Linked DNA regions of Homo sapiens: region 2 is linked to region 1. A link is an interaction called in ENCODE POLR2A ChIA-PET data of the cell type or tissue named here. Cell type or tissue: Panc1. All regions are shown on one strand. Links, peaks and the distances in the headings refer to the core of each region. The heading gives the core; the rest is flanking DNA.

The links. Peaks named below come from ENCODE experiments on the same cell type or tissue, not always from the same donor. Only the 100,000 strongest peaks of a DNase experiment are listed, where the experiment ranks them.
Region 2: POLR2A ChIA-PET joins it to region 1 with 5 read pairs; 1 of 35 experiments calls an interaction of 5 or more read pairs at or near these places.

The regions. Positions count from the first base shown.
Region 1 is chr6:147,141,756-147,157,309 of GRCh38, forward strand. All of the region lies in intron 3 of STXBP5-AS1 (STXBP5 antisense RNA 1), which reads right to left. Among named protein-coding and RNA genes, the nearest start is that of LUADT1, 9.4 kb to the right of the region's middle. In Panc1, for the core only: no CTCF peak of the experiment used is centred there; no DNase peak of the experiment used is centred there; H3K27ac peaks cover 1,604 bases.
Region 2 is chr6:147,213,962-147,229,515 of GRCh38, forward strand. All of the region lies in intron 2 of STXBP5 (syntaxin binding protein 5), which reads left to right. Among named protein-coding and RNA genes, the nearest start is that of STXBP5-AS1, 17 kb to the left of the region's middle. In Panc1, for the core only: CTCF peaks have their summits at 8,781 (motif pointing left) and 8,982; no DNase peak of the experiment used is centred there; H3K27ac peaks cover 2,187 bases.

The DNA of each region.
Region 1 (15,554 bases), core at 4,171-12,170:
CTTTAGGGGCAAGAAGGTGAAGATGAAGCAAGGAGATGAGAAGAAACAATAGAGCCAGGTGGCTGATCTCCCTCTGTAACATTGTACTTGAGGGAGCTGTTTGCACATGAGTGTCTCATCCATCTTTCCTCTGCATGCTCTGAGTCACACACCATAAATCTCCCTCTCAGTCTTCTCAGGCCTTGCATATCTAGAATCTGATATGCATATAATATAACTTAGAAATTTTATGCTTCTTCACAGTGCCCTAAAACACATAGTGACATAATCCTTGACTTAAATGGGGCAGATGGAAATACAGATGAAAGGAGAGAGACAGCAATGTTACCACTTCTCAAGAGCTCAAAGCCATTAAGTTGCAGAACTAAGGTTCAAAGCCAACTCATCTATCCCAAAGCCCAGTGGGCCTTCCCCCAATACCAAATGCCTCTGCATACATACCATCCTGAGCCAGCTTTAACCTACATTTGGAGGTTATCTGCTATTATTGTATTCAGTGTGAGTATCCCCTTTTCCCTTCTTAGTAAAGTATATAGTGTCGTAACTTAGTGATTGGCTCGGTGCTCCTGCTCGGTTCACTGGTAGGAAAAGACTTCCTTTGGTGACTGGTAAAAAGCACTAGCCTTGTGTCCAGACTGAAACTCTGATTTGAAAATTCCTTCCAACCAAAATTCCACCCTGCCAAAATTCCTAGAATGTGTATTCTGAGAGCAATGGAAGAAGCAAGTGGACCCAATTTATGTCCCTTATAGTTATTTAATCTATTTGATAGTTCACACATCTTACAAAACCTTTATGTACCTGAAAGTTTGAGATCTATGGTTGGTTTGTTTTGGATTGGGTTGAGTTGCCTCCTTATAGGTTCTAAAAGTTACTTGCAGAAGGAGGATAAATATTTTTGTGGCACTCAAACTCTTTGAACCATAGCATTTGTGTCAATTGCTATTGCAGGTTTTACCAAATGACATATGGACTTGATAAACTGAGGTTATATACTGTTAAGCTGCTGGGTCTTTTTGAGTCCATAAATGTAATAAATAATAAATGTAAAAACAATATTATATATATTTGAGATGCTAGGTCACCACGGAATGAGGTGACAACATGGTATAGAAGACAACATAGTTTATAGTTTCGTAATACTTGTTTATACATTGCCTCACCTCCAGTTCTGGCAGCTGGCTTGATTCTATAGCCAATCCAGAGACTCTAGATTGGGTCTGGCCTTAGGCATTTTGTTCTATCCCTTAGAAGCCCTCTAAATCTGACTTGACCTTGGTTACCTTCATTCTGAGTGCCCAAGGGATAGGCCAGATTGTTTTACATTCTAACCTCAGGAATGTGTCTGCCCTGGAATAAACCAAGCAATCCATTTAATGCCTTAATTTTCACAACCGTACCAGACCTATCCTAACAGGAACCCTTACATACAAAGTGATCAAATTCTGCTGTCTGAATACAGATCCTTTAAAAGACTTTTACTAGGGAAGTTTGTAGAAAATTCAAGGACTGGACTACTCTGGAATCCTTCTTTCCTCTACCTTCCCAATACTTGGTCCATATTCAACTCCATGATGGTTCTTGACGGGCCTACTGAGTGCAAGATTCAAAATAGAGGCTCAGCAACATTTTCCAAAAATTTTTTTGCAACTTTAGATTAAAATAACGCTATTGGCCAGGCATGGAAGCTCATGCCTGTAATCCCAGCATTTTGGAAGGCTGAGGCAGGCAGATCACTTAGGTCAGGAGTTCAAGACCAGCCTGGCCAATATGGTGAAACCCCATCTCTACTAAAAATACAAAACTTAGCCAGGCATGGTGATGGGCACCTGTAATCCCAGCTACTCAGGAGGCTGAGGCAGGAGAATCAATTGAACCCGGGAGGCGGAGGTTGCAGTGAGCTGAGATCACGCCACTGCACTCCAGCCTGAGTGACGGAGTAAGACTCTATCTCAAAATAAAAAATAAAAATAAACACTATTACTTGTGGTAATTTGTTTGGTTCTCTATGTAACTGAATTCAGTTCACCAAAGTATCCCTTCATAGTTCTAATTGAACTCCTTTATTTTCATTTTTAAATACTACAACCAAAAAACTCTATATAGCCTCTAGGTTTTGCTCTTCAGATGGCTGTATTTTTGGTAGGTGAAGCAATCCTCTACTTATTTCCTCTCCATGTCACAGATTTGATTCTAACACAGTTACTAATACAAGTAAGCTACTTGACTCTTGAGGATTCACAAAATTACCCGTGTCTTTCTGTTTAAACCCTTTAAACATTTAAAATTTTTATCTTCCTGACACATTGTTTTTTATGTCATGTTATTGTTCAGCAAAGTGGTGTTAGGAATGAAAAAGTGATGATAGAAAGGAGCAAGCCTCTCCAAAAAGGGGAAAAGTAAAGGTGATATTGAGGAGTAGGAGATTTTCTTTAAGCCCCAATCTCATGCAGATGTATACAGAAAAATACTCATTCCACTGTGGAGGAATGCTAAGCAAACTGAAGTTTCTGTTTTTTAAAAATTATCTAACACGTAATAAGTTTAGAGAAAAACAGCTGTTGTTTTTATACAGCCTGAGAGTCCCTGTTTTGTTATGAGAAGAAATCTGTAGACTGTCAAGTCCAGGATTGCTGTGAGTTTATTCATTGGCTGGAAGGTAGCATGATGGACGATAGGCAAGGGGTGTCTGGCTTGGGGAAACAGTAGGAATAAGGAACCCCTTTTAAGATTTAGTAGTGACTTTGGGAGGCTGAGGAAGGAGGCCAGGATTTCAAAGCCAGCCTGGGCAACATGGTGAGAGCTCATTTCTACAAAACATAAAATATTAGCCAGGTGTAGCGGTGCCCAGCTACTTGGGAGGCTGAGGTGGAAGGAACATTGGAGCCCTGTAATTTGAGGTTACAGTGAGCTATGATTGTGCCACTGCACTCCAGCCTAGGTAACAGAGCCAAGACCCTATCTCTAAAAAAAGAAAAGAATTCATAGTGAATAATGCTCTATTAATTCTTTCCCTAAAATGACACCTTGCAACTTTTCCTACTCACTCCATATTCCCCTAAATAAATCCTAGTTACTGTATTTTTACTTATTATAAATATCCTGGCTCTTTAGGGAATTAATCATCTTCCCAATCCTTTGTGTTTTTATAAAATTTTAGACTAGTGAAACTTCTCTAGAATAGTAAAAGGTAGAATCATTTTTCCAGATATTGTACATATAATTGTTTTTAAGGTATATGGTCTTGAGCTCATGAAAAAAAGTAAATATATATATATATATATATATATATATATATTTCTCCTACTCAACAGTCATCAAATGTTTATTGAGCACCTACTATATGGCAGGAACTTTTCTCAGCATAGCATAGGTGCTCAACAAACATTTGATTTTCTAGGCATTGGAAATGTACTGGAAAACAAGGAATGGCCCTGACCTCAATATAAGCCCTTATGTTATGGAGAAGAGATATGGGATAAACATGTGGATGGGTAAATGAGATCACTTCAGGAAATAATGAGTGCCATGAAGAAGATAAGTAAGTGTGACTGGCAGGGTAGGTTTAATTGGGTGGTATGGAAAGGTCTCTGAGGAGATGATATTTGACTTGAGACATTAAAATTGAGAAAGAAACTTTTTATCTGAGGAATATGAGCCCATTTCAACTGTCAGGTCCAGAGAGGCATTAAAATGTGATAGCAGTTAACATCTCTCCACCCTTAAGCAAAATAATTTCCTCTTCATTTGCTATGTGAGCTCTAGACTGATGCCAATTAGCCATAAAATGCCCTACACTGGACACCATAATGCATACCTTATGGTTCAACAATGTAGACAATCACTAATCAATGTTACTTCTGTAAAGCAATGAGAATTTCTAACACCTTTATATCGTACACTTCTTGTCTCCTTTCGCCTTTAAAAACCTTTTTGTGACAAAGGCCGAATAGCGCACTTGCTGGTGTTTCCCAGGCTGCGGTCCCCAACCTTGGCCCAAATAAATCCTCTCTATTAATTCGCCTCAGTTTCTTTCGTTAGGTTGTATTTGACCACTCATAAAATCGTATACATATTTGACCATTCACGAAAAGTAATTTGAGATCAGCTTTCCCACAGGGCAAAGTTGCCATGTTCATTTCTGGATCTGGGCCTTACTGCCATACATCTATCCAAATATCATTTCTCTTTTTTCTCCTCTGTCTTTCCATCTAATCTTCTTCCCTTTCCACCTGTCTGTTTATGGGTCTCTCTTCTTGTTCCTTTTTTGTTTCATATTTTCCATTTTCCTCACTTTCTACCTCTTCCTCTCAGGCCTAGTGCTTCCTCTCTGCAATGTTTTCTCTGACTTCTTAGAAAAAGTGCTGCCCTGGCACCTATACCACCTGAGTCTCTGTCACTTTCCCTCTTTCTTGACCTACCTTAAAGCAAACTGAAGCAAAACTTTTTTATCACTTGTGGAATTTAACAAACATAGTTGTATATTTGATATTATAAAGTAGTTATATCTCTCTTCACTTACTCTGGCCTTTGAGTTCTCTTACCAGGGAAAAAGAAATTCAGGTATGCAGTGTTATACCAAGTAAATAATATGTAAATATTTAAAATGTTTTAATCATTTTAATTCTCCTGAATTCATGTGAACTTCATAACACAATGCTATGTTTTATATTTGGAAGAAGCATGAGCTCTATTTATAGGTGAATCTTGACTTTGATCTTTTCAGAAGCAGTGTTTCAGAAGTTATGTGAAACAGAAATGAACTTTCTCCATTTTATGCTTTTAACTGCAATCTAATTGATGTATTTCAATTATTTTCTCTACAATAATAGTATGCAATTATCTACTTTTTTTATTAAAGTCTTAATAGAACTTTTATTAAAACTGGGATCATTTTAGGACAGACTAAAGTACTAAGCAAAAAATGTTATTTCACCATGTCTTGAAGAAAAACGCTATTAAGTCCTTTCCACTTCACACTTCTGGCATAACTTCTCTTTGCCTCCATTTCCTCTGCTCAAAGATGAAAATAAGACCAATCTAATAAAGTTGTGTGTAGACTGAACTGATCAATTAAAACACCTAGAATAGTACCTGAAACACAGCAATAATTCAATTGGTGATAGCTGCTGTTGCTGCTGCTGCTACTGCTAATATTGTTATTGTTGTTATGGTACAGCTTGCGTAGTTTAGTTGTGGTACCTAATGTAGCTCAGAACCTAAATCTGAAACCTATAAGCAACCTAGATGCTAGAAACATCCAGGTTTGTCATCTTAGTAACTCAGATCATTGTCAGACACATTTCATAATTAAACACATCTTCATCCATTTCTAATTCCCCAGAGAAAAAGGTTTATAAGTCTGGTATCTAACATGTTTGGAGCACCCATGCTTTAAAATGATTTAAGGAATATAGAAGATCGACTCAAGTTTTGCTCCTAGTTTTCAGGGAAACACCCAACGTGAGAGACTACTACCATCCATGGACGGTTGCTCAGAAACTATGGGATTTACCACGTAGAATACATAAGGAGAAGTTTGCCCAGTTTGGTAAATTTTTGCAAAATGAATGCCTTAATATTCCTCTCTGCACTCAAGAGTCCCTACCTGTGATGACTCCGGTCCTACTGTGTACCTTGCTTTGGCCAGTGGGATAAGAGAAAATGTGATGCAAGCAGAGGAGGGAAAGGGCCTTGTGTTAGTCAGGGTTCTCCAGAGAAAAAGAATCTATACCTTCTATTCATCTCTGAGACAGGCAGAGGGAGAGAGAAAGAGATACTGATTTATTAAAGGAAGAGCTTCATGTGATTATAGAGGCTGAGAAGTCCCATGATCTGCTGTCTTTCAAGCTGGAGACCCAGGACAGCCAGTGGTATTGCTCCAATCCTAGTACAAGGGTGTGAGAACCAAAAGAGCAAATGGTATACGTTCCTGTCCAGATGCAGGAGAAGACCAAAGTCCCAGCCAAAAACAGGTAGAGACATTAAATTCTCCCATACCCCATCTTTTGTTCTATTCAGGGTTCCAACTGATTGGGTGAGGCCCATCCACAACAGGGATGTCAATCTGCTTTACTCAGTCTACCTATTCAAATGTTAATCTCATCTGGAACCACCCTCCCAGACACATCTAGAATAATGTTTAACCAAATATCTGGGCAGCCTGACATCCAGTCAAGTTGATACATAAAGTTAACCATTACAGTGCATTCTTGTCTTGTTCTTGGTCTTAGAGGGAATTCGTTTAGTCTTTTACCTTGACTATGATATTAGATGTAGGTTTTTGGTAGATGCCCTTAATTGAGAAAGTTCCCTTCAATTCCTAGATTGTTGAGTATTTTATCCTGAAATGGATGCTGTCAAATGTTTATTTTGCTTTGGTTTGGTTTTTGTCTATTGAGATAATCATGTTTTTTTTTTTCTATCTTAATATAGTGTATTACATTGATTTTCATATGTTGAAACTCCCTTGCATTTTTATTTCTGGAATAAAAATCTCACTTGGTTGAGGTGTATATTTCTTTTTATATGTCTTAGATTCAGTTTTCTAGTATATTGTTAAGGATATTAGCATCAACATTATAAAAGATATTGGTCTATAGTTTGCTTTTCTGTCTGGTTTTGGTGTCCGAGTAAGAACAGTCTCATAATGAGTTCAGAAGTGTTTTCTCCTCTTTTCTCGAGGAGTGGAGATGTTTATGAAGGATATGTGTTACCAATTCTTTAAATATTTGGTAGAATTCACCAGTTATTACTGTTGTTTGTTTAGTGATATTTCTGGACTAATTCAGTAGTCTTTATTCTTTGTCACATGTAGCCACTGCAATCTCTACTCAGTTAGCTTAGTGATCAGCTAATGAGTAAACAGTAATTTCTTAAGTACCTGGAACCAGTAAATCCCCCAGTCTTTATAGAGAGGAGCTTTGTATGCATTTTGGGGCATGTCTCCTACATTTAGTTTACAAGTCTGCCTTAACTTCCACTTCCTGCTTGTGCAGAGCTTCAAGGTGAGCCAGAGTTAATTGCTGAGGGCCTTCTCAGATCCTTCCTGGGTATGCACTCAGCCTTAAACATGTGTATGACTTTTTAGATTCCCAAGAATACATCAGAGATTTTCAAAGCCCCTATGGATACCCCATGCCTCGATTTTGTCTTTCAACCCTTTTGAGTAGTCTATTGTTTGCCCCAAGTATCAGCCATCACCTCTGGCATCATGATGTCAAAACACTTGCCTATAAATGTTTTCATCAAATGGTCTCTCTGGGGAGAAGATTTTAGCACTAAGCAAGCTCGAATCGGGTCAATTAAGGACATGCCTTTCCAGTTGGGTCTTCTAGGGAATGAGCAGACAGATCGAAAGATCAAATAACGTTAATTCTTTGGAAATGAAGTTTTGAAAGAGCTCCAGCTCTAGTCTGCTCCTTTTGGTACTGAGAATACGGGTTTTTTTTTTTTTTAAGCTGTTTCTAAGTTAATAAGTGGTAAATGAGACTAAGGTAAGTTTAAACACCACAAACCTTGCTGTTCTTACCAACATTCATCAGCTTTTCTTAAATAAATGCTTCCTGGTTTGCTAAAAGCCTTTGGCTAATTTCCAAAGATCTGAAAAAGTTTATTCTATTTGCCAGGTTTTGTTGTTGTTGTTTATGGAGGGATATATTTTTGGATGCTATTTTTAATACACATCGCTACTAGTAGCAAATTAATCTTACCAAAATTGAACTCATAAAGTACAGTCAGTTCACCAATATTGACACTAATTTTATGAAAACTCAATTTTGCGTGCTAACTGAGGAAAAAACTACTAAAGGAAATTGGGCGTTTCAGCATTTCAACTATGAAACATGACTGCAGGTAATGTTACAGGAAAATCTTCTGCAAATATGAAGAACAATTGAATATGAGCATACATGTACTTGGGTGACTACTCGAGAGAAACACTATTAAATGGTAGCTCCAAGATCTAAATAAAAAAAATCAAAATTTTTAAAATTAGGACAACAAATTGTAAGATACAGCTAATAAATTAATATTAAATTTTACTTGTAAAATTGATATATCGAAATGCAAGCCAAGGGTCTTTATTAAAAACAGGCTGCATAAGAGTATTCACTTTGTACTGAAATACAAAGAGCGTACTTTGTAAATTTTAAGTACAAAAATGTACTTTGTACTTAAATACAAAGAGTATTCACTTTGGACTTAAATTCTCATCCAGGATGATTGATGATAGAAGAAACATTTTGTGACTGTACTTTTACTTGCTGACACTACAAAAAAATAATTCTCTACTCTACAGAGAATGAATTCATAATGGAAAAACACAGAAGCATCTAAATTTGAGAGTATACTACACCGAGAGAAAAACAAACTCAGAAAATGCTAGGGTGAAAAGCAAGTTCATTTGCTAATTATTGTATTGTGATCTTTGCATTTTTTCATCTATCAAGTAGTTTTGTTTTTAATTTCAGTCTTCTGTGGCTGAAATGAGGTTTAAAAAACTCTTATTTTTCATATTTGTCTTCACAGCAATTGATGAGTTAGATTACTTAAATAGAACTATTCTGGGAAAAAAACATAATTCTACATTAAATGATACAGTATGTCATAAAATGACATGGACTAAGTGTTCCTTCAGTTGGATCATTCAGTACTTAAAGGCTACTTTCATTTGGTAACGGAGGCACAGACAACAAGGACATCTAGTTAATGATTGTGCATCATTATAGAGGGCAATTTAGAAGTATATGCAGAGCCAAGCCCTTCCTACAAAGTTGTCATAGTAAAATCTAGTCATCCCTAGATTATACTGAGAGGACTACTATTGTCCTCTAAACCATACCACATGGTTTTCAAAAGTTGTCTATTAAGACAGTGGATTAATCATTAATCTCACCAACTTCCAATTGCAATTACAATAATTTCTACACAAATAAACATCTTATTGTCTTCTATTAGTATTGCATGTTTTAATAATATGCTCCTAGAGTTCTTAAATTTCAGTATCACCCTCTCCTCTTCTCTTCACTCATTTCCGTTTATTCATGGAGTATGCTTGGCCTCATTCCATTTCATTCTAGCTCTCTCCCAGGGAACAAATGCCTCAACTCTTCTCCCTATTCATCTAAATGATGTTGCAACCATAAAACCTTCCTAACTGAAAGTTTTTTAACTTTACACTGGTTTTGAACTGTCTAAATATAATTTTGAGACTTCTTCCTATCTCATTTCTCATCCGTAAAAACTCATTGTCCATTGGGTTGTATGTCAGTAAAGGACTGTCTGTCTTGGTGTCTCCATTTGTCATTATCTAGTCACCGAAATATGAATTCTATCCACCTATTCCACTGAATCAATTCAAACTTTTCAGTCCTTATCTTACTGGAAATTTTTGTAGCATTTGAAATAGTTGGCCGCTCTTGCCTTATAAAATACTCTTTCTTTGGTTTCCTTAATACTGTTCACTCAGTTTTTTTCCCTGCTTCTCTGGACCATGTTTTGAGCCCCCTCATCAAACTCACCTCATATTCCTCCCCTCAAATGCTGATTTTCCTCACTAGATGTCCTGGTGACTCTCCACTTTTTACTGTATATACACTTTCCATAGGTAAATTCATTTGCTCCCTTGGCTGCAAATCCTATCTCTAAATTTATGATTCTCAAATAGTTTTCAGCAAAGAATTTCCTCCAGAGCTTCACATCTCTATAATCAACTGCTTTCTGAACATCTTCACTTGTATGTCTGATAGAGTCCAAAATGCAATACATCTAAAATTGAAGTCATTATTCCCATAACTTCTGCTTCTATATCCCAGTAACTGGTGCCACAGCAGTAGCAAATGTAGTTGGATACCTATCCAAAACCCATCCTTGACCTTTTTTCCCTCTCCCACCACACCCAGAAGAAAACCCAGTTTGGTATAGATTTCTACCCTCCTGTATAAGATCTACAAACTTTTGCCCTGATGTGTCCTGCTTGGTTGAAAGTACTTTAAACCAATAATGTCAGAGTCATTTCCCTTGCCAGTAAGTGGGTTTTCATGTGCATGTGATACAATTCTGGTGAATGAGACACGTGCAGAAGTCTGATGGAGGGCTCTGGTGAAAGGTCTTGCTCTAAATAAAAGATACAGGAAGAATTTGCTCCTTGGTTCTCCTTCAATGTTGTTGGGCTTGGATTGATAACTGAAACTGCTGCAGGCTTCTTGTGTTTTCAGCAGGAGTTTGCCTAATAAAAAAACACATGATATGACGTAAACTGGAATCCAAACAATGGTGGAGAAGCAGAACTCAAGTCCTGTTCCTCAGGCCACTCTTCTTTCGAATGATGTCCCAAATCAGTGGCTCTCAAACTTAGCATGCATCAGACTCACTCACTTTAAAAGGCCTCTTAGAACTTTCTCAGTTCTACCCCTAGAGGTTTTCATTCAGTAGCTCTAGATTACAGCTTACTCTAAAAAAACTTACTCCCAGGTGATGCTGTGCTGCTTAACTATGGGACACACTTTGAGAACCACTGGTGTAAATAATTGACCTACAATGTCCTTACTACTTGCAGCCAAAAGCATTTTAGTGGACCCCATTGTCAAAACCAGAATTTCATCTTAACCTTGTTTCACCCTAAGCTCTCTCTTCTTTGCCCCATACAAGTCTATTGTGAAGTGTCATTCATTCTACCTTCTAAATATATTCCTTATTTGTCTGCCTTTTCTATAGTGAATATCAGTTTCTAGTTCAAGCCACTATCATCCCTCCCTTGGATTACTGCAACAATCCAAATTGATTTCTACTCTCAGGTTCATTTCCTCTGGATGTTCTCCACATTGCCATCAAAGGAAGCTTTCAAAAATCTAAATTTGGTCATTTATTATTTGCTTAAAACTTCACAAGGGCTCCCCAAGCCTGCAAGAATATGGTACCAAGTCTGTACTTTGCTACACATGCTTCAGGCTCATTCCTTGTCACTCCCCATCTTGCACTTGCCTACTCCAGCCTTCTAGCTGTCCTCTAGTTTGTTGACACCTGAGATCACTTTGTTCTCCACTCCTCTGTGTCTTCTCATATGCTCTTTTGTTCTTCCCTAACCTGCCCTCTTCTCCTTTGTTTGGATTACACTTACTTATCTGGAATTGAAATTTTTGTTTGGATATCTCTTCCTCAGGGAAGTTTTCCCTGATCTCCCAAGTGTTGACCTGAGACCCCTCCTATGAGCTCCAAGAACATTCTTTATTTCCCCTACAATAGCATTGATCTTATTGCACTGTAATTACCTTTCTGCTTGTCTATACATCTTGGGAGAGCAGAGACCACATCCACCTCATCCACCATGAGAATCCCACATTTTTGTTATTATCATCTTTTTCATCATCATCCGTCCCATCCTTCTCCTCATTTAGCAAACAACCACTAAGGAGCTTACATGAATATTTTATTTGACATTCTAACTACCACATTTTACATATAAGTAAATTGAGGTTCAGAGGGATCAAGTAATTTGTCCAAGAAGGTCAGCCCAAGGAGAAAGTGGGATTTGAACCAAGGGTATCTAACTCTGGAGTTCACTTTCCATTTCCTCCTTCTCCCAAAAACAGTGTAAAAGCACCTGATTTTCCTCTATAAAACTACTACCCCCTCCACCCGTTCTCACCTTCCCTTTCCTGTTTTCACACCTCATATCACCCCAGCTCCAATAACTTCATGTCCACGCATTCAGAGGCCTGTGGGCAAAGGCTTAATTGCAGCTTGCCAGAGAGGTACAAAGCCTGTTGTTGATCCGATTCCCAGACCAGCCAGGCATCCCCCTCACCATGCTCTGGCTAATGCCTGTGCTGTGATCCTGCTTTCTCACTATACAGGTAAGAACACACACACATTACAAAGAGAAGGGTCCCTTCCAAGTATTTATAGGTATGCCACCAACCAAATTTAGAAAACACTAGGTTCTAAGAGTAGAAATAAAGGTAAAAGTCCTCCTTAAGATCAATAAGCTAAACAAGCAAGCAGAAAAAAGAAAAATTATTCTGAAATGTAAAACTAAAATTGCCACTGTTGGTAAATTATAAATCCCACCTCAAGGCCACCCTGGACACATGTACATTCCTCTACTGCTGCATGAATTACTTCCTTCTCTCCATGACACATGACAAGTTCTTTGAACTCCTGAGCACAAGGACTGTTTTCACCCTTGGGTGCCTAGCATGGAACATGGTCCTGACATAACCGAGGTGCTTAAAAAAAAAGAAAAAGAAATGAGGGCAGTTTACATATTACCCAATGAAGAAAAAACATACATTTCCTTCAAAAGTTTTTCTTTTTTAGCAAGATAGTTTAAAAAGATATCTGGCTGAATAATTTAAAAATTGGACTTGAATCAGTCTGACTAGATGCTATTAGCATTTCAGAACTACAATGGAAAGGTAAGTTGTACTCTATTCTGTCATCTCCAGTGTTCTAAAACAGAGAGTGTTACATAAACTGTCACCCTGCCCCATATTCCATCCAGATTTCACCCTGCTACCGTTCCTGGCCCTTCTTAGCCCATAGTGGCACTCCATAATGGTTCTGTCAATTTCGTCACTCTGGGGCAGCCAGTGTTCAACCTCTCATTTTATACACAAGCAGGCATCTTAACACAATTCAGTGTTTTGTAGGGACAAGGACACAATCCCCCTTATACCATGTAGCAGAGGGAAGGGGCAAGGTGAAAAACAGACCCCAGGGCTGCCTGCCCTCACTCACTCTTATTTTCTCTCCAGGCAGTGGCTGCCCTGGACAATCAGTGTGCAGTTGTCTGACAGCCAGCTGGAGCCATCTATTCTTCAGCCTGATGAATTTTCTCCAGTCAGCACAGTGATACTGTCATGAGTAGACACGTAGCCTCAAAATTGAAGCTTCCTGGGAAGAGAACATCCTGAAGATTGTTTGAACTGTATTACTAAATTTTTTTAATGCATGATGACTCAACCCTGTGTGTTCATTGCAAACACAAACAGGGTTGAATTTTAAGGGTGTGCCTGGTTAAACATCTTGTATATGGCCTCTGTATTAAGACTAACACCTGGCTAGAAGCTGCAATTTATTTTGTGTGGAGTGTTTAGTTTTCACATAGAATAGAAATTGAGAAAGAAGCTGTTAAATCAGGTAAACAGGTGTCACATCAGGCATGTCCTTAAGTGTCATGCATTTTTAATATAAAGGACATTATTGAGAAATTAGCAAAATTTAAATGAGGGTTGAAGATTAGAGGGCAATAATGTGTCATCGTTAACATCCTTATTTTGATGGTTGTATTGTAGTTACATAGGGCACGTGCCATATAAAAAGACTGTGGGGTACAGAAAAACAGCGCAAGAATTACCCCAGGTTGCTTACTGTGTAACAGGAAAGCTATCAGGTGCATGTAAAATATGATGAAAAATACAATGCACAATGTTGTAAGGACCAAATACAAGACAAGAAACTGTAGTTCTCAGTATTTTCTCCATCAATGGTACTGACCTTAACACTTACTCTTAAATAGTTGGACTCAAGGGTTAGACTCAAGTCACTGTGAGCCAGGTGTAATTTCATTCCTTTCTCCTCTACTGAATGGACACTTAATGGAGCAGGAGTAACATTTTTCTAATATTAGTTTTGAATTCATTACAATTTTATGTTAAAAGATAAATGCCTCGCCACCTTAGGACATCATCTCTACTTAATTCATCTCTGAGACAGTTCATTATGTCTCAGTATAACCCAAATTAATAAATTTCAAGTAGGGCTAATTTTTAAATGAGGTAACAAGTACTGTCACTGCTGTCCTCCTAACCCCTCCATTAAGAAGTATTTCCTGCTCATTGTATTCCAAAAATCAGCAACTACAAACTGCCTGGTGCAGCAATTTGGGAATCCTAATGCCTGCTACTTTCTTTGTGGCTCATTCCATATGTACTGATAGCACTGGGATAATAAATTTATGGACAGTTCTCAAGTTCAATATTCATTCTTCTATCACTACAGAGGGTGTAATGCTAGAGGGTAAAAGGAATACAGTTCCTCAAGATGCTGATAGGCTAATGGAGGGAGATAATAAACACAGGTAAACTCCCAAATACATACATACAAAACATGCAAAAAACAATTTGTCTATGGCTAATGATAAGAATAAACTTTCCTCTCTCTCCCAGTACAATATTTGGAATTTCCCGTCTCTCTCCTTCCTTCTCCACTGGCTTGGACCGGAATCTCTTCTCATTCTCCCCCAGCAACCTCAATCCACAAGCACAGCAAAATCAATGTACTGGAGATCCGGTATCTCTACTTTGTGGTGATTGCAGGTTTCCTTGCGTCCCTGAATCTATTTCCATACATATAAGTCTGGAACAAACAAACCTACCACCAAGGTTGGAGTTGGACTTAATGTAATAATGCATTTGAGGCACCCACACTCAGAGACTGCTCCCAGCTCTCTTCTCTGCTTCTCTCAGCACAGGTCAGGTCTAGGAATGCATTGGGAAGGTAGAAGGGAATAAATGGCACAGGAAAGGGAAGAGGAGGGGAATGATAAAGGCCTTTCTCTTTCACCATGGCTTTGCCACTCCTAACCCCAGCTGATGTCTTCATCTTTTGCTCTCAGAGAGCAGACAAAAGCCTCTCTGCTTCCTGTTCTCTGTCTGCCCTCATGGTGTCAGGAGTAGAGAGGCATCAGGCAAACCATTAAGGCCCTTTTCAGCTCCTGCAGTGCCAGAAAGAGCAGGCTAACTCAACTTGGGCTGATACTGATCTTCTGCCTGAGAATATACAGACTGCATTAGAATCTTCTTAATATCCTCTGCATTTAATTCCTTACCCCAGCACTCTCCAGTGCTAGCTTCCAAGCTGTGGTCCAGTGCAAAGAGGAGATTACTTGGCATTTCCTGTCCAGCCAACTGCAGAGCCTAGAACCCCTGACACCCAGCCACCTGCCCACCTGCCCCATCCTCAGCTGCAGCTCAGCCCAGGTGTATAGGCTCTCTACTGGGACTAAGGAGGAGTAAGATGGGATGACCAAGCATCCTTTCAAACTCATCTGCAATCTCCTTTTCTCCATCCATCCACGTTCACCAAACCCAAGAACTATTCCTAAGGCTTTCCAAAACTACTGAACCCTCTGAGTCCTTCTCACTCTTCTCCTCTCCCATCACAAAAGGTAAAAGAACACTCTCTAGATAAACGCAAGGAGAGAGACAGAGACAGAGAGTAGGTCAGGAAGAGGGCAAAAACTGGGAACACTCATGTGATATCAAACTGTGATGAGTCACAAGTGTAACTCTCTCTCTTGGGTTCCACTAGCATCATCCTCAGATCTCCACATGAGCATATACCAGTGCAAGAACGTCCTGTTCCCAGAAGGGCACCAGTAAGGAAGAGTGCATAAATATTCTGGAGTCATTTCCAAAGAAACAGGCTAAGAAGGGACTGATCGAGTAATTATTTTTGCATTCTTCAGAACTTTCTGGATGTCACTTCAGGTATTCCTGGGTGAGGCTTATACATAGTTTTTAGAGGCAGGAGATTCCTGTAATCCAGTGGAA
Region 2 (15,554 bases), core at 3,932-11,931, 72 kb after region 1:
ATTTTTATGAAATAAACCAAGAGTTCATAAAACTATAATAATAAAAAACTGCCAAAAGGTACTTGATACATTTCTCTTCCCTTAGTCATATGCAGCACACATTATTCTAAGGAGAAGTTATGGTGCTTTCTAATTTAGTTACTTAGACTTCCTGTAGAGACATTCAGGTTTCTATACAATACAATTATTTTGCACTTTAATTTGAACGCATTTCTGATGTTTATTAGCAGTAATAAAAATAAGGACTTTTTCATGATCTTCTGTATATCTGTATTATCATTCTTAATATTTCTGAATAAGTATATTGCCATCATCTACTTTCAGATTTAGCAATTCTAGTTGGTTGGTTTAATCTCTTATTTTCCTCATATTTACTTTTAAATAAATTTTGGACACCAGCTCTGTTTACCATGTAACTTATCTTTTTTCTTTTGGCCATGAGTGGAAGGTAAGCTGAGGTGAAGGAGGTAGGGGTAAGAATTGTTGACATAGTTTACTGCTTACTAGTGAGTGTTCCTCAATGGCCATGTGTTTAGTGAGTCCTTAAGTCTAGAATAAACTTTTCTCTGTTTAAATAATTCTTATGTTTAAAACCCAATGTCTTTGTGATATATGTTTTGGTTTGATTCCATCCCAACTTCCATCCTATTTAGCCATCTTTTTCTTAGTTGAGCCTTTAAAATTTTGATTTCCGCATTGCCATTTCTTTATAAGTAATATGTGACATTAAATGTCTAAAAATAGACCTTTTGGAAATTGTAGCTGTAATATGGAATGGCATTTTCTTTTAAAATAAACTACGAAGAATGTTACAGGGTATGAAAAAATACCGTGCAGTCCAAAGTAATGCAAATCAGCAAAATCAGCCAGTATCCTCTCCTTTATCAAGAGTCCGGAAATTAAGACAGTAGGAGTGTATAAATTATAAAATCAAGATGAGGGAACACACAGATTCCTAAATGATCAACTTTATGTCCTTCAGTAAGGATCATAGGGTGGATGAGTATGTGTGTGTGTGCAGACACTTAAAGAAGATCTGAGTCTGTAGGAGTCAGTGAACATTTCCTGTAAAAGACCAGATAGCAAATTATGGTAGGCTTTATGGTCTCTGTGACGGCTACTCAACTCTGCTTCTATATTAGCACAAATGCAACCATAAACAATATCTAATGAATAAGTGTGCGTCAGTAAAACTTTATTTATAAAATCAAGCAGTTGGCTGGATTTGGCCCACAGGCCAAAGTTTTCCAATCTCTGCCTTAGTTTATCAGCCTGACTTGTTTTTAAAGGATATACAGAGAAGAATGTTCAGTAAGAAATACATTTTTAAATTTAAACTTCATTAGTAGCACTTGTTACTAGTTGAAATTTAACCTTTTGTCACAAATAAGAGTCTTAAAAAGAATCAGTAATTTTTTTTTGTTTGTTTGTTTGTTTTGAGACAAGGTCTGGCTCTGTCGCCCAGGTGGAGTATAGTGGTGCTATCTCGGCTCACTACAACCTCTGCCTCCCAGGCTCAAGGGATCCTCCCACCTCAGTCCCCCAAGTAGCTGGGACTCCAGGTGCACGCCACCACGCCTGGCTAATTTTTGTATTTTTTTGTAGAGCCTGGGTTTTGTCATGTTGCTTAGGTTGGTCTCGAACTCGTGAGCTCAAACCATCCGCCCACCTCAGCCTCCTAGAGTACTTGCATTATAGGCGTGAGCCACTGCGCCGAGCCAATTTTTTAATCAGTAATTTTTAATAATACATAGTAACTCTATATATCAAGGTAAATTATTTTTATAGGTTTTTTTTAAATCTTGTGAGAGGTGTGTTATCTCTGGAATTATGATTAGTATAATAATAAAGGTAGCTTAATTAGGCATCCTTTGAGGGTAGTTTAATGATTAGCTCAATTATTGAAGTGTTTAGCTTGACTTCCTAATTTTAATTAAAAATATACTTGCCTTTGTAGCTTTTTCTTAATATCTTTCTTAATATCATATACATATGTGTAGGTACATTTAGATAGATGCCTTTAAAGATAAAAGTGAATGTAAGCATTTTATTAAAATATTGTGACTTCTTTGATGTTACAGATGTTTGTCAAAAATAACCGGGAAAAAACTACCTGAAAAATGAATAATGTATTTTTTAAAAATTCATGGCTGGGCACGGTTGCTCACGCCTGTAATCCCAGCGCTTTGGGAGGCTGAGGCAGGCGGATCACTTGAGGTCAGGAGTTTGAGACCAGCCTGACCAACATGGTGAAACCCCGTCTCTACTAAAAATATAAAAATTTGCCGAGCGTGGTGGCAGGTGCCTGTAATCCCAGCTACTTGGGAGGCTGTGGCAGGAGAATCACTTGAACTTGGGAGGCGGAGGTTGCCGTGAGCTGAGACTGCGCCACTGCACTCCAGCCTGAGCGATAGAGTGAGACTCCATGTCAAAAACAAAAAACAAAACAAAAAAATTCATAAGGCTCCCAGAATAAAATTCAGATTCTTGGCCACTTTCTTTAGAATCAGATATATTACATGCCTCTTGTTGGAAAGAACATATATGGTAATTTCATTGGAAACTGAAATTTTATCTACTTTTTGAAAATATTTTATAGTTGCCCACTGACCACTCTTTGCATTATCCAGTAGCAGTAAATATAGATATAATTTTATTTAGTAAATGAGGCTAATTTTTACTTGATTCCATTTCTCCAACTAGTATTCTTTTGGAAGTATATGTAAAAATATATATATGACAAATAAATGAAATGATAACATGCTGAGCATATTTCTTTATATTTATTGGAGCTATGATTTTAACGTGAGCATTCACCCAGAAAGGTTTTTAAATAAAAAATAGCTGATAATTTTTGTTTTATATTAATCTTCATTTGAAAAATAAGGTTTGCTTTATACAGCTTGTTATTTGTAAGATATATGACGAGTCCTAGAACTCACATGGTAGCTATTGTTAAACAGCAAGTTTTAAACAATTGGAGGTGTTTTAATAATAGTGTTTGGTCTTGTTTTTTATTTTCAAATAAGTGCAGTCTGGAACTTTGAAGCTTTTCCTTGTGAAGTTGTTTGTTGAGTGCTTAATCCTGCTCTTTCTTTAAAGTACGTAATCTTTTCTTGTGATGGCAGTACCTCTGCTGTTTCACAGCAGCTCTCTGTCAAAGGTGACTATAAATCTGGCCGCATCAGCTATTGCAGTACTTTCTGCTAAATGGTTTTCCTTTGTGCGTTTGTCTCTTTTTGTCTTTTGAAAAGGAAAAAAAAAAGTGTTGAAACAGATTTTTCCATCTGTTCAGTCTTTGTACTGTATTTTTCATAATGTGTTGTATTTTTCTTTTAAAATTCACTTAACATACTTGAGAAAAGAACTTAGCCATTAGGCATCTGGGAATGGATGCTGGGATAAAAAGCTGTTTTTACTTATATGTGAGAATTTACATTCTTTCTTGTTCATTTAACCCAGACCACTATTATTTATGACTACGTAGTAAATAGTAGTTTGAGCAAGTGGTTCCTTTAAAAGTATATTTATCTATCAAAAGCCATTCTAAAGAATTGCCTGTGATGACAAATATAATTCATTTTTGCCTCTTCAAAAACAGTCCTAACTCCAAAACAGTGAATATTAAGAATGATTGTTTTCAACCACTCTAATTTGTTCACAAATAATAAAAAATTTCTTACTAAAAATAATAGTGGAAGGAGGTAACTAGAGGCTTATTCCAACCCAGTGAATACTATAATTATGTATTAGTCTGAATGTTGCAATTACTTTTCTGTTTTGGTGCTTGTTTTATTCACATTAAAACAAAAAAGCAGTTGACCGACCTAAATTTTCAGATACTGTTGGACATTTGTAAAATGTTACAGTTGTCTTGACTTAAAGTTTTAAATGTTGATGTGCACATTTTTCATGGCTATTCTTAGCATCTTGTTAAATTTTTACTGCAGAAATAGTTCATTTTGTAGTTTTTCTTAAATGAGATTAGCAGAATATAAGCATTGAGTAAGCAGTAAAAATTAATTTTGCCTACTCTTATCATGATGATGTGGCTATCTTCATTTTTAATATATTTTCTAAATAGACTTCATTTTTTAGTGCAGTTTTAGGTTCACAGCAAAAGTAAGTGGAAGGTACAGAGATATTATATATACTCCCTGCCTGTCCCAAAACATTCGTAGCCTCCTCCATTATCAGCAGAGTGGTACATTGAATCTACATTGACACATCATTTTCATCCAAAGTCCATAGTTTATGATAGGGCTCATTCTTTGCACATTTTATGTGTTTAGACAAATATAATTACATGTCTTTCATCATTATAATATCATACAGAATATTCTCACTCTGCAGAGTTTTGTGCTGTTCTTCGTGTAGATCTTGTACATATTTGTTAGATTTATATTTAAGTATTTCATTTTTTGGGGTGCTAATATAAATTTCAAATAATTTCAAATTAATTATTTCAAATTCCACTGGTTCTTTTCTGGTATATAAGAAAATGAATGACTATGTTTTTTGGTTTTTTTTTCTTTTTTAGAGACAGTCTTGCTCTGTTTCCCAGGCTGGAGTGCAGTGGTACAAACACAGCTCACTGCAGCCTCGATCTCCTGGGCTCGAGCAATCCTTCCACCTCAGCCTCCTGAGTAACTGGGACCACAGGTGCACACCATCACACCCAACTAATTTTTAAATTTGTTGTAGAGACAAGGTCCTGGCATGTTGGCCAGGCTTGTCTTGAACTCCTGGGCTGCAGTGATCTCACATCCCAAAGTGCTGGGGTTTACTGGCATAAGCCACTGTGCCTGGGTGTGAATGAGTTTTGTATGTTAACCTTGCATATCCTGGCCACCTTGCTATAATCACATATTGGTTGCAGGAGTTTTTCTGTTCATTCTTTCTGATAGCTGCATAGTTGATCATGTTATCAATGAACAAAGAAAGTTTTCTTTCTTTCTTCCTAATCTATGTGCATACCTTTTATTTCCTTTGCTCATTGCATTAGCTGGTGCTCCCATTACAGTGTTGAAAGGCGTGATAAGAGGGATATCCTTGCCTTGTTTCTGATTGTAGTGGAGAAGCTTTGAGTGTTTTGCTATTAAGTGTGTTAGCTGTAGTTTTTATGTAGATGTTCTTTATCAAGTTGAGCAACTTCACCTGTATTCGTAGTTTACCGACAGTGTTTATCTGGAATGAGTGTTGGATTTTCTGCATCAGTTGATATAATCATGTGATTTTTCTTTTTTTAGAAAAATGTTTTCTAAATGTTTTCAAATGTTGAACTAGACTTGCATACCTGGTATAAATCCCATTTGGTCATGCTGTGTGATTCTTTTTATACACTGTTGAATTCAGTTTGGTAAAAATTGTATTGAGAATTTTTGCATCCATCTTCATGAGAAGGATTGATCTTAGTTTTCTTTTCTCGTAATGCCTTTGGTATTCATATTAGTGTAATGCTGGGCTCATAAAATGAGTTAGGATATATTTCCTCTGCCTTTATCTTCTGAAAGAGACTAGAAACTTGTTATAATTCACCAGTCAACCCATCTGGTCCTGGTACTTTCTATTTTGGGAATCTATTAATTGATTCAGTTTCTTTAATGTATAGAAGCCTATTCAGATTGTTTCTTCTTGTCTGAGTTTTGGTAGATTGTATTTTTTAAGGAGTTGGTCGGTCCATTTCATCTGTGTCATCAAAATTGTGGGCATAGATTTGTTTTTAGTATTCCTTTATTCTTTTAATGTCCATGGAAATTAAAGTGATGTCTGTCTTTCATTTCTGATGTTAGTAATTTGTGTCCCCTCTCCTTTTTCCTTAGCATGGCTAGAAGCTTGTTTTTTTTTTTTTTTTTTTTTGAAGGAAGCAGCTTTTAGTTTTGTTGATTTTTCTCTTTTGATCTCCTGTATTCAGTTTCACTGATTTCTTCCTTAACTGTTATTATTTATTTTCTTCTGTTTACTTTGGGTTCAGTTTCCTCTTCTTTTTGTAGTTTCTTAAAGCAGAAGTGATTGATTTTACCTGTTTCTTCTTTAATATATATGAATTCAATGCTATAAATTCCCTTTAAGTACTATTTTCTGTGTTTCCCATAAATTTTGATAAGTTGTTTTCATTTTTATTTAGTTCAAAACATTTAAAAAATTCTCTCTTAATATCTTTTTTGACCCAAGTGTTAATAGAATTGTTTTGTTTAATCTCTACATATTTTGGGATTTTCCAGCTCTCTTTTTGTTATCGATTTCTAGTTTACTTCCATTATGTTCCAAGAGCAGACATTGTATAGTTTCTATTCTTTCAAATTTTTTGAGGTATATTTTATGGCCCAGAATATATTCTGTCTTGGTTAATGTTCCATGTGAGTTTGAGAAGAATGTGTGTTTTGCTGTTATTGGATAACGTAGACTGTAGATGTCCATTATATCTAGTTGGTAAAGAATGGTGTTGAGTTCAGCTCTGTTGGCACTTTTTTTCTGCCTGCTGGATCTGTCCATTTCTGATAGAGGGATGTTAAAGTTTACAACTGTAATAGCGGATTCATATATTTCTCCTTGCAGTTTTATGAGTTTTTGTCTCATATATTTTGACACTCTGTTCTTAGGTGCATACACCTTAAGGATTGTTGTGGTTCTTGGAGAATTGACTCTTTTTTCATTTTGTAATGCCCCACTTTAATGACTTTCCTTGGTCTGAAGTCTGTGTCTGAAATTAATATAGCTACTTTGCTTTCTTTTGATTAGTGAAAGCATGGCATATCTTTCTTCATCTATTTACTTTTATTCTATATGTGTCTTTATATTTAAAGTGAATTTCTTGCAGACAGCGTATAGCTGGGTCTTAGTTTTAGATCCACTTTGACAATCTGTCTTTTAATTGGTGCATTTAGGCCATTGAAGTTTAAAGTGAATGTTGATATACTTCAAATAATACCTACCATATTTGTTACTGTTCTCTATTTGTTGCCCTTGTTTTTGTTTCTATTTTTGTTTCCCGTTCTTTTTATGCCTCTTGTGGTTTTAATTGACCATTTTATATGGTTCCACATTTTCTCTCCTTTCTTAGCATATCAGTTTCTTAGCATATCAGTTATACTTCTTTTATTTTTTTAAATAGTTGCTCTAGAATATGCAGTATATATTTACTGTTAATCTGGGTCTACTTTGAAAGAACACTGTACTGCTTCACAGGTCATATGAGTACCTTGTAATAACAAAAAGAAATTGTAATTCTTTACTCTGATCACTTATGTCATTGCTGTCATTCATTTCACCTATATATAAGCATATGTGTTTATATATGTAAACATACATAAACTGGATACATTGTTGCTGTTATTATTTTGAAGAAACTATTACTACTAGATCAGTTAAGAAACAGAAAAGTTTTTATTTTTGCCTCTATTTCTCTGATGCTGCCTTCCTTTATGTAGAGCTGAGTTTCTGATCTATGTCATTTTCTTTAAGAAAAAAACAACTTTGACATTTTTTGCAGCACAGGTCATTTTGTCAGTTTTTGTTTGAGCAAGTTTTCATTACTTCTTCAGTTTTGAAGGCTAATTTTGCAGTGTACAGAATTCCAGTTTTTTTTTTTTTAACTTTCTGCACTTTAAATGTTTTATTTCTCTCTCTTCTTGCCTGCATGGTTTCTTGTGAGAAGTCAGAAATAATTTTTATCTTTGCACCTCTGTTGGTAAGGGGTTTTTTTCCAATGGCTTCTTTCAAGATTTTTTTTTAATCTTTGGATTTCTGCAATTTGAATATAATATGTCTAGGTGTAGCTTTCTTTTTTTTTTTAGCATTTATTCTGCTTGGTATTTTCTTAGCTTCTCGAATTTGTGGTTGGTATCCGACATTGATTTAGAGGAAATTCACAGTCATTATTGCTTTAAATATTTCTTTCTGTTCCCTCTTCTCCTGGTTTTCCTGTTACATGTACGCCTTTTGTTGTTGTCTCTCTGTTCTCAGATACTCTGTTCTGTTTTTTTCCAGTTTTTTTTCTCTTTGCTTTTCAATTTTGGACATTTCTGTTGAGGTATCCTCAGGTTAAGAGACTATTTCCTTAGCTGTGTCCAGACTACTATGGAGTCTGTCAAAGGCATTCTTTACTTCTGTTAAAGTGTTTTTGGATTCTAGCATTTCTTTTTGACTGGTTCTTAGAATTTCCATCGTTCTGCTTATATTGCCCATCTGTTGTTTGGTATTGTGTACTTTATCCATTAGAGCCCTTAGCATATAAATCATGGTTGTTTTAAATTCCTAGTCTGATAATTGCAACATTACTGCCATTTCGAAGTCTGATTCTGATGCTTGCTCCATCTCTTCCAACTGTATTTTTTGCCTTTTAATTTTTTCCTGATATCGGGACATGATGTACTAAGTAAAAGGAACTGCTGCAAATAGGCCTTTGGTAATGGTGTGGGGGGAAGGGAAGTGTGCTATAGTCCTGTCATTAGGTGTCAGTTTTTTAGTGAGTCTGTGCTCTTGGACTGTGAACTTCAGGAGTGCTTCTTAATCTCTTCTCCCCACACTTCCTCCCACTCCCTTTTAGGTGGAATAAGATGGCTAAAGTGGGCTGGAGTTGCGTACTTCTCTTCCTTTACTTGGAAGGCTTGGGCCCACTGGAGTGATTTTTCTTCTCTCAGGTTAGTTGGTCCCTGATAAAACCCCAGCAGGTTAGGCTCTCGTAAAAGTGTTATTTCTGAAGGCAGTCCTTGTTGTTAAGAACAGAATATGCTCTTGCATATTTAAAAATGGTTGCCTTTTCTCTTCCCTCTGCTGGTAGCATGAGGGAATTTTCTCCAATATTCATTGTGAGAACCTGCTCAAGCTTTAGAGGTAAAATTTACAAAGATGTGGGGACATCTCTATGACTGGGTTCCCCTGGAGTTTTTGACTTTCTGACTTGCCTATTTTGAGCCTCCGGCTATTCCTCAGTTACAGTGCTTGCTTCCTTACCCGGACACAGGTTTTCACAGAGGTTTGTGCTTATGGGTTTCTGCTTTCAGCAAGTTGTGATTCTCTGTATCCACCTGTCTGTCTTTCCAGTTTGGGGGCAGTGGTTTTTCTTGTGTCTCACTTCTCTTACAGATCTTTAAGAAGAGTTGTTGATTTTCCAGTTTGTTCAGCTTTTTACTTCTTGTTAAGATAAAATGATTTCCATGCTCCTTACACACTACACTGGAAAAGAGAAGTTGATATTAACTTTTATTGGTGAAAACATAGGTGGTCTTCAAAAAGAGGTTTTAAAACTGACGTTTATCAAGTAGGTGCAACTATGGAATGGGGTACTCTAAAACTGTAATTAATCAGTTGGCAAAGGCTTTGGATTGCAAGCACATTCATAGCCCATAATATACAAAATGAAGTGCTCTTCATTATGTTCATCTTTGGTAAAGACTTACTAAACTGTTGTTTTGAGCATATTTCTATTAAGTCAGTCAGAAGCTAATTTAGATGAGAGTAGAAAATTATTAAACATTTGGAAAATAAGACCTGGGAGGAGATAGGGAATTCATGATTATTCAATTAGAAAAAAAGGAAATCAGAGAAGTTATTTAATAGATTATATGTATATAAATAGATTATTTAGGGAAGGTAATGCTTAATTATACTTATGTCCACAAGGTTTCCCAGTGTTTCTCAACTATGGCTATACATTAGAATAATTTGTGGAGCTGAAAAAACCAAAATGTACAAACAATGCCCAAACATGCTTGGATTTCTTCTTTAGAGCTTCTGATTCAGTGAGTATGGCAAGGGGCATGACATCTGTAATTTTTTGTTTTTTAAATCTTTGTGGATGCTTGTGATATAGAGCCAAAATTGAGAAATACTGGTTTAAGTGTTTGACAGGCTGGGTAGCAGTATTCTTAGGCAGATGGTAGAAAAGAAACATGTTAATTACTGTATATAGAGAGGATGTCGTTTTAAAGCAGTCATAACATCTTGAGATCTGTGGTGTAACCATGAGGAAATACACTGCCTTTTTGTTCTGCCACTGCCTTTGGAGACAGGGCTGTGAAACTGTTACGTGAAATATTTGGAAAGGAACTGGAGTTCCAGGTCTTGAGTTATGGTGTTTTTCCTTCCTAGCAGTTTATCACTGGTCAAGAGAACGAGCAATATAAAAGACCTTGAAGTCTAATTATGGTTGAAAAGTCTATTCTTAAACATGCAGGGCTTGGCCAGGTGCGATGGCACATGCCTGTAATCTCAGCACTTTGGGAGGCCAAGGCAGGCGGATCATTTGAGGCCAGGAGTTCAAGACCAGCCTGGCCAATATGGTGAAACCCTGTCTCTACTAAAAATAAAGAAATTTGCCGGGCATGGTGGTGCATGCCTGTAATCCCAGCTACTGGGAGGCTGAGGCACTAGAATCACTTTCACAGCCGGGAGGCAGAGGTCGTAGGGAACTGTGATTGCACCACTGAACTCCAGCCTGGGAGACAGACTGAGACTGTGTCTCCAGATAAATAAAATAAAATAAACCGAACTAAACTAAACTAAATTAAAATAAAATTTAAAAATTAAGTTGCAGGTGATCCTCACACTGATCAGGTTAAGAATGCAAATGACGTTTCACAGATGAGAAAACTACAGCACAGTTAGATTGTTTTAGTTATTACAGATCATTTAATGTATTTTCATTTTTTCCTGGTAACCTGCTACTTACAGAAAGTTTATTTTTTTATCATTAGTAGGATAAATGTATCATGTACTGCTGCTTTTATTTATTGACTTTCATTTATCCCCCATAACAGTGTGGATGAAGAAATCAAAGGTTTCTGATGATGCTCAATTTTTTTAAATTGTTTTTATGTTCACACAAAATAAAGGACAGTATTGGTCCTAATCTAAAGCTCATCCTCTTTTCACAAATGCTTCCATCAATATTCTTTGATCCCATTACAGTGGTATTTAGATTTTAACTTTGTTATTGAAAAATAATCACATTATGGTTAAATCTCTTCAAGACTTAGGCCATTAAAAGTAAAAATCATCTACTGACTTTTTATTCAGAGTAGTAAGGCAATTCAGAGTAGCAACATTTTGAAGGCATATCAAAATACTTAAAAAGGTTTAAATTACCCTGTTTGCTGAAAGTAAAAGAATGTACTGAAAGAAATGGTAAGAGAGGTTAACCTTCAGTGTTTCTGATGAATTAAAATTGTGCTCTTGGGTTTACCTTTTTTACTGTGGTAAGAAGGAACAGTTTTCCCTTAAATTTTTTCTTGGTTTAGTAGGAGAATATCTACTCAAAGAAATTTACTTTCACAGAATATTATATAATTAAACATATACTATTATAGGATAACTTATTGTCATTTCTAAATGTAGTTCATAGAAAATATCATGATCCTTATTCTTATCTTTAAACTTTGCAAGATATAAATGTATTTCCAGAAACCTCACCGGATATCACAGTTCTCCAGTTGCTTTCTATTTTATGTGTACTCTAGTCTTCCATTCCTAGGTTGGAAATTGAATATGTCCCTTCTGTAGAGATTAGAATAATATCATTACTTTTCTTTGCCTTGTTCCTCATTGAAAATAATTGAAGAACAGATTCTCTGAAAAGATATATAATCTTACAAAATATTAACAATTTATAATGAATATACCAGTTTTGATACTGTCTCATTCTTCATATAAAAGTAGAGGTTGTCAGAATATGTGTGTCAGACATTTTCATAATACACAGTGGTAGTGACGGTAGTGAAAACTTGCCCAGGAGCGATACTCTCAGACTTTATCACTGACTGCGGGCCCATGGCCTGTTTATTTTACTATTTTTTGTTTCTACTTTGCTGACAGTACAAATCCCACAGGGAAAAATAAGCAATAAGAGGAAATATTGTTGTGATTGTAATAACAACCTACAAAAGTCATTGAAGATAAAATGAATGGGCTGGAAATGTAATTTATGGGATTTTAAGGGCTATAATGGATCCTAGAGAAAATCGAGTCCAATTTCCTGATAGTGACAGGATTAGAACGTTTTTCCACTGTTGTATACTTTTTATTGGTTTTCCGAAAAGTGAACTAATCTTACCTAAGAAGATATGACTGGAGCGGACATGGTGGCTCATGCATGTAATCTCAGCATTTTGGGAGGCTTGACTCCAGAAGTTCAAGACCAGCCAAGGAAACATAGCGAGACCTTGGCTCTACCAAAACAAACAAACAAACAAAAAAGCCAGGGGTAGTGGCAAGTGCCTGTAGTCCCAGCTGCTCTGGAGGCTGAGACAGGAGGATCCCTTGAGCCCAGAAGGTTGAGGCTGCAGTGAGCCATGATTGTGCCTCTGCACTCTACCCTGGGTGACAGTGATACCCTTACAAAAAAAAAAAAAAAGATATTACTGGACATAAAACATGTTTCTTAGGTTTTAAGAAAACTCATTCATTCATTGAGTGTCTGCTATGTGTCATACGGTTTTCCAGCCTTTGGGAGTAAAAAGAGCAGATTACCACGTTCCTATTACCTGAGACTGTTTGAAGGCCTTCCACACTCTAGGATGGAAGTATAGCATAGGCTGTCAAACATAGTTGTGTAATTCAGCCAAAGATGGTCCCAACTGAAGGAAAAGGAAGTAGGTACAGAATTCAGTATGACTGTATAATAAGCAAGGAGGGAAAGCAAAGAATGGCATGAACATATAAGAATAGCATAAGACATGCTAAAATTTCAAATGAACTGATGTTTGTGAGAATAATTGAAAAGGTTTTTTTCCAAGTAATATTGTTACCTATGAAATTCTTATCTACTTGGAGTAACTGAAGACCTAACTGTTATATTGCTTTTATAATTCTGTTGCTAAACTTTTGAGATTTGTACCCTCAGTGCCTATTAAAGTTCTCAAATAAGAAAAATTGATGAGTTAAGCAAACATGGTTAAGGAATATCATTCTATAGCTTTGTATCTTTACCTCCTAGGAGCTACTAAATGAGCGAACATGGAGGGTAATTAGGATCATTAGTACAAGAAGCTCTGATTTGTTTCCCCTTAATGTGCCCATTTTTCTTGCCACACAAGTCTGTGTAGTAGTGAATGACAGCAGGTAGGGTTAGAAAGAAACCAGTGGTTATGGGGAAGAGAGAGAGACTAAGTAAGTGGTTTAAAATTCCAGAATGTGAGGGATGAAAACAAGGCTCTCCTGTTGTGTGGATCTAGAGAGAGATCTTGATTCAGGGTTTCTAGTATTAATGGTATAAGTCAGTTAGAGGGATACAGTAACATAATGAAATAAACCCACTAATTCTATGTCTGATTCTGTACTGCTACTTTTCTCCACTTTAGAAACACTCTAAAGGTAACCACCTTTCCAAAGGCATATACATGGTGTAAAGATTAAGTAGTATAGTGTAGTGGGGGCTGTGATGAAAAGAACATGCCCTACCTTGCCCATGCCTACCCCTGCTCCCCAGAAGGATCCATTTAACTGTTTCTGGTCATGTTGCTAACTCTAAATAAAATCTCTTGCCAATGTTTTTTGATTCCTCAACTTTGGAAATTATCAGTTGATTTCCTGCCTTGATAAATGAGCATTTGCCTCATATCTCCCCTCCCCTGTAGTCTTGTCCCTATTTTTACTTTGTTTCCTTGTTACCTTTGTAAATTTCAATAAGTATCTTATAGTTAATTCTGTATTTCTTGCTCTGTCAATTATGCATACTAGCTCTTGGCTCCCCACTTTGTAAATGAGAAAGTTAACCCATCACTTTTCCATGTTTGTTTCCTTTTTCTTCCTCCTTTCCTTTGCGAACTGTAGTCACGTGTAATTAATATAAACTTTTAGTTTGATTCTAAAAGTTGAAAATGGGTGAACAGTACGTATTATACCTTTTTTTCTTTTCCTGTGATGACTTTTTTATTTCAAAGTCAAGTGATATCTTTTGAGTACATTTCCTTTCTTGTACAGCTGCTTTTCTTCCTTCTCCCCCACTTCCCTTATGCATTGGCTGCTGTCATCTCATGCTTAAATGCCTCAGGCTTCTCAAGGATGGAGTCACATCTCTGGAGCCCTCTTGTTCTCATGAACCTGCCTCCAGTGAATACCTCCTTGTTCTTCTCTAAGCTGGGCCAGTGTTGTTTATGTCAACTGTACTGTTTTCCTCCTGGGCTTTTTCATCTTTTTTCTGAGTTGAATTCAGTGTTTATTAGATTCCCTGTCATTGCCTTGTTTTGTGTGTGTGTGTGCATGTGTGTGTCTATGTGTGGTTTACTCTTTCACTTTATTGGAGCATAGTCTTAAATGACTTACAAAAAGAATGATAAGATTTTTGAGGCCCATGAATATCTAAAAGTCTTTGTTCTATAATTAGATCTTGTCAGGGGTTTGCTTGAATATCTTTATAACTCTGGGGACATTACTTCACTGTTTCCTAGCAACTAGCAATTTGATCATTTCTTTGCAAGTGGTCGCTTGTTTGTTTTTTTTTGTTTCTTTTTACCTGGAAGTCTGTAGGAAGCCTTAAGGAACATTTTAGAGTGGTGTATTTAGGTGGGGACTAATTTCGTTTATCATTCTGTGTACTTCCATCTAAGGACCCATGTTCATTAGAAGCTGCGTAAAATCTATTTTCTTCTATTATTTCTTTGATACTTTCTCTTCTTCTTTTCCTTTGTTTTCTCTTGTTGGATGTTACATGTTCTAAAATGATCCTTTATATTGCTTACTTTTTCTTTTATATTTTCTAGTCCTTTATTTTTTGGCTTTACTTTTTTAAAGGGATCTTGGAATGAAATGACAGCATACATGTATGTTCAGTTTGGTATCTTGGACCAAAGACTTCTTTTCACTACTTTTCAGTCATTATAATATCCAAAATTGGGATTTCCTGAGCAATTTTCATCAACATATTTTAGGAATTAATGTAGATTTTAAATTATTAGTGAGAAATACAAATGATTTTAATTTACAAGGGAAAGATATTTTTCTTGGGACTTTTACTTACATGTATTTCTAAGACCATACTATTCTTTACATGATCAACATTCTTATTTGTTTACAAGAATATTGAATTTTCTTTGTTGTTTCTCATCTGTTAAATACGTCTTGTTTTTAAATCGTGGATGAAATAAATTTAAAAAGTCAAATGCAGGACAGAAGGAAGTAAGTAGCTCACTTGCAAAAATGCTAAACCTTTGTCTTGTTTTTTTCTCCTCCTGTGCTGCATTTCATTTAAGTTGCTAAATAGGTTAAATTCATTCACTGCTTATGAAAAATATTTAAATGTTTCAGACAAAAACATATTTAAGAATATCGTATGTTTTAATTTGTTTTCGTGAATAATTCTAGTGTTTGCTTGCCTTAAATTCATTGCCTTTTTTTTATTACCTATTCATATATGGTGTTAGTATTTATCATTCATACAAGCTAATTCTTTTTTTTTAACAGCTTTAGTGAGATATGCTTACATATAATGATATGTAAGTACCAGCTTGTCAATTTCTATAAACAGCTGGGATTCTGATAGAGATTGTTTAGGTTCTTTATATCAGTTTGGTGATTACTGCCATCTTAATAATATTGTCTTTGTTCCATGGATATAG